Regions from separate parts of the Homo sapiens genome. Here region 2 is linked to region 1. A link is an interaction called in ENCODE POLR2A ChIA-PET data of the cell type or tissue named here. Cell type or tissue: OCI-LY7. All regions are shown on one strand. Each heading gives the region's core, and the rest is flanking DNA. Links, peaks and the distances in the headings are about the cores only. Region 1 overlaps SCPPPQ1 (secretory calcium-binding phosphoprotein proline-glutamine rich 1). Region 2 has its middle 15 kb from the start of NUDT9.

Evidence for each region. Peaks named below come from ENCODE experiments on the same cell type or tissue, not always from the same donor. Only the 100,000 strongest peaks of a DNase experiment are listed, where the experiment ranks them.
Region 2: POLR2A ChIA-PET joins it to region 1 with 6 read pairs; 7 of 35 experiments call an interaction of 5 or more read pairs at or near these places.

Annotation. Positions count from the first base shown.
Region 1 is chr4:87,466,518-87,470,919 of GRCh38, reverse strand. It overlaps SCPPPQ1 (secretory calcium-binding phosphoprotein proline-glutamine rich 1), which reads left to right. Exons shown (of 10, transcript NM_001405228.1): 2 at 263-292; 3 at 1,258-1,328; 4 at 2,909-2,941; 5 at 3,034-3,111. The coding sequence starts at 1,272. Among named protein-coding and RNA genes, the nearest start is that of SCPPPQ1, 2.3 kb to the left of the region's middle. In OCI-LY7, for the core only: no CTCF peak of the experiment used is centred there; no DNase peak of the experiment used is centred there.
Region 2 is chr4:87,404,902-87,409,303 of GRCh38, reverse strand. No RefSeq gene overlaps it. Among named protein-coding and RNA genes, the nearest start is that of NUDT9, 15 kb to the left of the region's middle. In OCI-LY7, for the core only: no CTCF peak of the experiment used is centred there; a DNase peak (open chromatin) is centred at 2,613.

The sequences.
Region 1 (4,402 bases), core at 257-4,256:
ACAGGTCCACTTCTAATAAGAAGAAAGAAATTAGTGTTTGAATCCAGAAAGAAGAAAAATACAAAGAAAAAACATGAAAAAGGAAAAGGGAAATAAGTTGCCTAAATTCAGGCAAAGTAGCACTAAGATTGAAATCAGAGTTGGGTTTTAGATATATATAACAGATGAAGTGTGATTTATAGATATAACTTGCCTCAAATGCTGGAGATAAGTCTTAATAATAACATGATAAAGTTGTTTTTCTTTCAAAATCCAATTCCAGAATACAGTGATTTGGTTTGAAACTCACAAGGTAAGTTAATTTGAATTAAGTGCGATTTTTAAAACATAAAAATGTCTCCTTTCAGAACCAATGGACCAATAAAAGGCCAGTTGATTTCCTTTATTGAATCTGAATTTACTCATATTGTGCTGATTTTCTACCAACCCATTACATCTTACAAAATTTTTCCCATACAATTTCCTTCCCGAGAACTATAACTGGCAATAACAGCAACCAGACTATATGAAGGCCTGGTAAGTCTCACAGAGGTACAAGCTTCAGGTGGATTTATTTGTGTATTACATAAAAACTTTCCTCTCATTTTAGCCAGTAGTGATCAATTACTAATAATAAGCATGATGTAACACTGGTGTTTAAAGATTTGTGAGTAGAATTGAGCACAGTGGCTCACACCTGTAATCCCAGCACTTTGGAAGGCTGTGGTGGGAAGGTTGATTGAGGCCAGAAGTTCAAGACCATCCTTGCAACAGGGGGGCAACATAGCAAGACCCCATCTCTAAGAAAATTTTTTTAAAATTAGCCAAGTGTGGTGGTGCACACCTGTAGTCCTAGCTCCTTGGGAGACTGAGGCAGAAGGATCACTTGAGCCCAGCAGTTCGAGGGTACAGGAGGCTATGATTGTGCCACTGCACTCCAGCCTGAGTGACAGAGCAAGACCCTGTCTCAAAAAAAAAAAAAAAAAAAAAAAAGATTTGTGTGTAGAGATCACAAACGCAACTTCAGGGACCAAACATGTACAGTGTATAGGCCGAACTGTAACTTTATAAGAAAGTAGAAAGTAATGGGCTATGTTGGGAGCTAAACAGTGCATGTCTTGTCTAAGGAATTCAAAGCTTTTAAAAACACTCTTGTAGGCTTACAAAACCTATGTTTGGAGGCAGGATTTATCTTGACCACTATTTCAACACCTCTAAATAGGAATAGGACTTACATAGAAAAAAACTCGAAATGATCTCCTACCCCTTCAATTCCAGGCTCGACCTTTAGAATGAAATTTCTCATCTTGGCTGGCCTTTTGAGCACTGCCACTGCTCTGCCCATCCCCGTGAGTACACCCTCCTCAGCTGCTGACTCAATTTCAGATTTAGAGTCATCGCATTTCTCGGCTAGAAAGCAGGTCTTATCTTTTCATTTCACAAAAGAGGAAAGCGGAACCCAGGAAAGTCATAGAACTAGGAGTTCACCACTCTTTGTCAGTCCAAGACTCTGCCCAGTACAAATCTCAGCTCCATATGCCATGTGCTAGCTGTGTGACTTTGAACTAACCCATGGTTTCCTTGTCTATAAAATGAGTCCTAGGAACACCTCAGAGTTGCACGGAGATGATTTTTTTAATGCATCTAAGGCAGAGAAGGGTCCTATTTGAAAGATAGGATGTTCTCAATAAACTCAGTGATATAGAACAAATATTCTGCAGTGACCCAGGTCTAAATTAAGCAGTTTGAATTGAGTTTCATTTGTAATGCCCTTGCCCCAAACCATCTCATGTTTTCTTAAAAGGCTGTTACATGGAAATGCTCTGACACCAAAGGACTATCTACCTCATTGTAGATTTGATTTTAAAGAAGGAAATATTTAAGATAACTTACATTGATTACTAAATTATGAATATAAAAACAACTTATGCCTGAATTATATTTGAGTGATCATACAGACACACCTTTAAAGTCCAATTTTTGAAAACCAGATTTGGATAAAAAGCTACATTCATCTATAGTGCCCTTGATAACAAACCTAATTTGTTTCTTTAGACCACAATCCTTTTTGCCAAAGCTGGCAAGTATCGTGGTCTAAAATTCCAAACAATTTGTATTGCCTGTTTCTTTAGGCTGATGGGAATGCTGCAGTATACATATTTCATTAATTCTAATATGTACTTTTTGATATTTCAGCAGCTCTGAAATTGAGCTGTGTCTTAAAAACACAATTTGATAAAGTGTCACGGCAGCTTAACAGCAGCGCTTTTCTTTTTTGGTAATTTATGAAATAATGGTGCTTTTGACAATGATAGCATCTAAGAATATATGAAATACTGTAATCCCAGAACATCATTAACTTCACCTATATAGACATTTTGTCATCAACTGACTATATACAAATGAGATCCACTGAGTCTAATCTGGGTTTACTAGTCTGAATATGAGGGCACCAAGTAGGCAAGAAACTCTCTCCCCTGCACACTTTGTATCAAAGGAGCTTTTGAAGAAGTGAGGGAGCTTTCAAAATTTGTGTTTGGGGTGCAGAACTTAAGTGTACATTTCCACACTCCCTTCACTTTGAGTTTATAACTACTGAGAACTAAATCAAGAACACCATTCAAAGATTTACAAAAGGAAATATTCATGTAATATGGAATTAATCTTAAGAAATGTAAATAAAAGCATTCTTTGGATATAAATTTAAAAGCAAAAAGCCTTGGTCTTCCAAATCATTGCACAAAATTAATTAAACTTTTCCCTATTAGATATCCAACTGCTTTTTATTTCAGAAGTGAAGTTACATTACTGATGGGTATAATGCTCCATAGTGGCTTATTACTTATTCTCCTTTAGAACAAAACCTCTCTTTAGTGGATAATGTATTTCCATATGCTGCTTTACCTTGTTGCTGTTATTGTTTTGCAAGCTCGAACAATATGCTGAAAGTTCCAGTGAACAGGTGAACTTCTAATTGTATTTTTAAATAATGCATTCATCATTTTAAAAGTCTGCCATTGTCTGAAATGACTGACATCATGTTTCTTTTTACAGAGATTTATCTTTTACCCACCACAAGTACCACCATTTTTCCCTCAGGTCCTCTTTCCCCTACCTCCGCAACCGCCCCTGGTAAGCATGGGTTTGGGGAATCTGAAATAGCTAAAAGGATTTATTTGTTGGATGGTGGTTATGAAACTTTCCAAATTTTGATACTGAAATATGAGGCTTTAGGCAGTCCCCAGGAATCAGCTATTCAAACTTCTCTCCCATATAGCTTATAGTGGAACGTGACAAGGGGCTAGCAAATTTCCCTCCAAATCTTCAGTGCCCTCTCGCAGTGTTTCTCTGCACTTACTATTAAAAAGGTGTTTGTGCTGAATTACTTTGACCGTTACGAGCTTACTCTTTATGAAGAGAATACTTCTTTCTATAATATCCATTCTTTTGCTTTTTCAAATTCACCTTGTTGCTTTCTTTCTCTAAGAAGATTTTTTTTCCCCAGCTTTCTATAACTTTTTCCCAAGTTCAAGCAAAATAGTTATTTTGCTTTTCTGTTTGGACTCTCTCCAGGCTCTCCTAATATCTGGATTCTTAAAACATTTTTTCAATAAAGTTTGGAACAATGCTAAATACACAATAGAGTTGCCTTTATTCTATATATAACACTTTTGTAAGTCGACTACATTATAGAGTCAACGGTGAGTGCTTGAGGTACAAACAGTATAAGTTCAGATCTGATGAGGAAGAGAGACTCATAAAGGGAAACTACAATGTAATTTGATAAGTATTTCGAGACACAAATACAAAGCTATGGATCAAAGACTTCAGAGAAGACAGTATCTGAACCAGGTCTTGAAGGAAGACAAATGGATGAAACATTTCAGGCAGAGGAACAGCAAGTGCATGGGTGCAGACTTGAAAAGCACAAGGCAATTTGCGGGTAGAAAATTATTTTAGTCTAAAATAATGATGCTGCAACACAGATTGGGGCCTTGTTAAATTTGGATAAGTATTTAAGCAATGATTTTTTTCTTTAAAAATCACATACATTTTAAAACTTCACATACCCCTTATTTACAGACAAGGACCTCACTATGTCACCCAGGCTAGTCTCAAACTCCTGGGCTCAAGTGATCCTCCCACCTCCCACAGGCTCCCCAGTAGCTGGATTATAGGTGCACACCACCATGCCCAGCTCACAAACATTTTAAAACTACATCTTGCTTAATATTGTCTGATCTCCTAAATATTTTTAAATATACAAACATGATTTTGTGTAACTGTTTTTATATCTAAATTTAATAAACACCTTCCCTTTGCTTGCATTTAATTTCAAACTGTGTTTCTCTCAACTTTTAAAAATTTGTCACTAAACTTAGTCCTCAATAGAACATTTCTTCTCCTTTAATGTTTTTACTTG
Region 2 (4,402 bases), core at 270-4,269, 62 kb after region 1:
TCCTTTATCTCCACAAAAGGGAATATTTTTACATGAAGTAAATCAAGCTAGAATGAATATCCACAGTAGCCTTGAAGAGGAAAGCAAGGATAACAAAACAAAAGTGGATAGTATATGAAGGGTTCAGAACCACTTTCTCCCAGTAGGTTTAACCTGAGGCACCAAATAACAGAAAACTGCAAATAAATTAGAGGGAAGCAGCACTGAGTTCAGGTGCAGAGTTTAATTTCAATCTCTTTCAAATCTCAGATTAAAAATTGTATAGTTTGGACATTCTACATAGCAAAATTATTAGATAAGATATTCAGGTTTAAATTCTAGTCTCACTTATGAGGCAGAAAAAAATGTAACTGTATATACCTACTCGAATGCTAGTTTGACAATTTTATGATCTCATTCATAAATTTATTTTCTTAGAGTATAAACTTAGATAATTTTCTAATAAGGTGTTTCCTTATTGGTCATTGAATTTATCGATCATAGTTTTCTGAAACTTTCCACTACTTGTTGGGAAAAAGCTGAGTGTTGGGAAAAAAACTGAGGCAGGGCTTGCATGTCTGACATAATGTCCTCTGGAATGTGTCTAGACTTGCTGGCTCCTTGCTTCTAGCCCTCCTAGGCTCCTAGATCGATTGTATTCCCATTATCTCAAGTAGCAGAAGATGTTCCATATAAATGCTAAACCATCACAGCTGTAGATCATGCACCTGCCCTTTCGACCCCCACATTCTCACGACCTGTTTCTTTGTTGGATTACCAATAAATAGCTTGGGCTCCCAGAGCTCAGGGCCTTCCCAGCCTCCACAATCCCGATGGCCCTCTGGTCCCACTTTCCTTCTCAAACTTTTTCTCAATCCTTTGACTCTGCCGGACTTTGTCGCCCCCACGATCTGGTGTTGGGACTAATCATCCCAACATTCCTGGTGGCCCAACATGGGGCAACAAAGACCCCGGTGAAGGAACACTAGAGTATGTGAAAGCAGAGGACGCATCATCAAAGGACACCCAAGGATGTCTAAAAGAAGCTCGGCAGGAAAGCTGAGCACTGTGAAGAACGAGGGTAACAACGGGACAAAGAAAAAGCAGACATTCTACTTATTTAAATTTCTTAAGGCATTTATTACAAAGAGGAGGAGTGAAAGTTAGTACTCAGAATTTGTTATCACCCTTTAATGCAGTAAAGCAGTTTTGCCCATAGTTCCCAGAAAAAGGGACTATGGAGTTGGATGAATGGGAGAGAATTGGTGGAGGTTTTTAAAGTGTATAAAGGTCGAGCAAAAATTCCAGTCTTGGTCTGGTCAATGTGGGCGCTAATAAAAGCAGCTCTTGAGCCATTTCAAACAGATGATGAGGCAGATTCAGATGAGGAAGAGGAGGATGAGTGTAAAAAACTACCCTCAGATTCTGAATGTGAGGAACAGGAAATGGAGGAAATTAAAGAAAAGAAAGGGAAACTGAAAAAAGTATGTTTTACTAGCCCGTTGGCTCTACCTGCTGAATTAAGTGAAAGACCACCTCCTCTCTCTCCCCTTAATGGGCGAGAAGATGAATTAGCTACAAAACTTACTGCTCCTGTAGTTGCAACATTAAAATCTGGAGCAATTGGTGATGCTATACAAAATTCTATTCAAAAGGCTAGAGTGGAGGCAGACCTTGAAGCATGGCAATTTCCCATAACTATAATCCAGCAGGAAGGACAGAATATAGCTAATTGGACCACCTTTCCTTTTAAGCTGATAAAGGAATTCAAGCAAGCCATTAGTCAATATGGGCGAAACTCTCCTTTTGTGCAAACTTTATTAAAAAATGTTTCTCTCAATAATATGTTAATACCGTATGATTGGAAAACTTTAACAAAATCTGTTCTCACTTCATCTCAGTACTTGCAGTTTAAAACCTGGTGGGCTGATGAAGCTCAAACTCAGACAAGGGAAAATACACAAGCACGACCACCTGTGCCTGTTTCCTTTGAACAGTTAATGGGAGTTGGACCTGATTGGGGTTGATTAGAAAATCAAGCAGTAATGGAGGATGTTGCCATTGTTCAGCTGCGCTCTGTGTGCTTACAGGCATGGGAAAGGATAAATGTTACAGGAGAAAAATATCCTTCTTTCAGTTCTGTCCAACAAGGACCTAAAGAATCATCTATTAATTTTATTGCTTGGCTCCAAGAGGCTGTGTATAAAGCCATAACTGATAAAACAGTTCAAGATGTTGTAATACAGCTTCTTGCATACGACAATGCTAATGCAGAGTGTTAAACTGCTGTTAGACCCCTGAGAGGGAAGCCTCATTTAGCTGAATATATTAAGGCTTGCGATGGCATTGGAGGTAACTTACATAAGGCTACTCTTTTAGCTCAGGCTATGGCTGGATTACGAGTCAGAAAGAATATGCCCCATTTCTCAGGCTCTTGCTCTAATTGTGGGCAATTTAGACACATAAAAAAGGAATGTAGAAAAGGAAATCAAAAGGCAAGAGCTACCAACAGAAAAGTACTTGTGTATGCCCCCGTTGTGAAAAAAGCCATCACTAGGCAAGTCAGTGTCATTCTAAAATTAGCAAAGATTGACAACCTCTCTTGAGAAACAGGAAGAGGGACCTGCCTCGAGTCCCTCAACAAACCGAGGCATATCCGGCACAGCCACTGCCCTTACAAATGTACAATTGTCCCCCCACCACAGCAGGCGGTGCTGTTGTAGACCTCTGAAGCACAATTCCCATCTCCTTACTTCCTGGGGAGCCACCAAAAAAGGTCCCTACAGGAGTTAGGGGACCCTTACCCGCAGGAACAGTTGGTCTATTACTTGGAAAGTCTAGTCTAAATTTGAAAGGTGTCACTGTGCACATGGGAATAATTGATTCTGATTATACCAGAGAAATTCAATTAGTTATTAGTTCCTCGACTCTATGGTCTGCTTCCCCAGGAGAAAGAATTGCTCAGTTGTTGCTGTTACCTTACATAAAACTAGGAAGCAGCACAATGAAGAGAACAGGAGGCTTTGGTAGAACTAATCCAACAGGAAATGCTGTATATTGGGTTAATCAAGTGTCTGACAAAAGACCTATTTGCACAGTAACTATTCAGGGAAAAGATTTTGAAGGACTAGTAGATACTGGAGCTGATGTCTCTATTATTGCTATAAATCAGTGGCCCTGGGACTGGCCTAAGCAAAAGGCATTCATTGGTATTTTTGGAGTAGGAGCTTCCTCGGAAGTTTTTCAAAGTTCCTTTATTTTGCCACATCAAGGGCCAAATGGTCTGGAAGGGACAATTCAGCCTATCATTACACCTATTCCTCTCAACTTATGGGGTAGAGACTTATTGCAATAATGGGATGCTGAAATATCTATTCCTATGGATCAATATAGCAGTAACAGTAGACAAATGATGATAAATATGGTATATTGCCCAGGAAAATGACTAGGAAAAGATAAAAATAGTCAATCAGAACCTTTAGAATTAAAAGGACAAACGGATCGGACCAGATTGGGGTGTCATTTTTAGAAGCGGCCATTGTTGAGCCTCTGGCTCCCATTCCTCTCGTTTGGCTAACTGCCAAACTGGTTTGGGTGGACCAATGGCTGCTGAAACAGGAAAAACTGGAGGCTTTAAAAGAGCTGGTACAGGAACAATTGCAAAAGGTTCATATAGAACCTACTTTCTGCTCTTGGAATTCTCCTGTATTTGTCATTAAGAAAAAATCAGGGAAATGCAGAATGTTAACAGATTTAAGGGCTGTTAATGCTGTAATTCAACCCATGGGTGCACTACAACTAGGGTTACCCTCCATAACAATGATTGCAAAATACTGGCCTCTCATAGTGATAGATCTAAAGGATTGCTTCTTTTACCATTCCTTTAGCTGCCCAAGATTATGAAAAATTTGCTTTTACTATTTCCGCCATAAATAATAAAAGAACCAGCAGACAGATACCATTGGAAAGTACTACCACAAGGCATGCTAAATAGCCTGACTATCTGCCAAACTTATGTCGGGAAAGCTATTAAGCCAGTTAGAGAATGGTTTAAAAAATGTTGTATCATCCATTACATGGATGATATTTTGTGGGCCGCTGAAACTAGGGAAGAATTGATGTTGTGCTACAAACAGTTAGAAAAGGCTGTAAATGCTTCAGTGTTGATTATAGCCCCCAGTAAAATCCAAACTTCTACTCCCTTTCAATATCTAGGAATGAAGGTAGAACAAAGTCCTATTAAGCCTCAAAAGGTTCAAATTCAAAGAGATAATTTAGAAACCTTAAATGATTTCCAAAAATTATTAGGAGACATTAATTGTATTTGTCCAACTTTAGGCATTCCTACCTATGCTATGTCTCACCTCTTTTCTACTTCACGAGGTGATTCTGACCTTAACAGGAAATGCTCCTTGTCCAAACA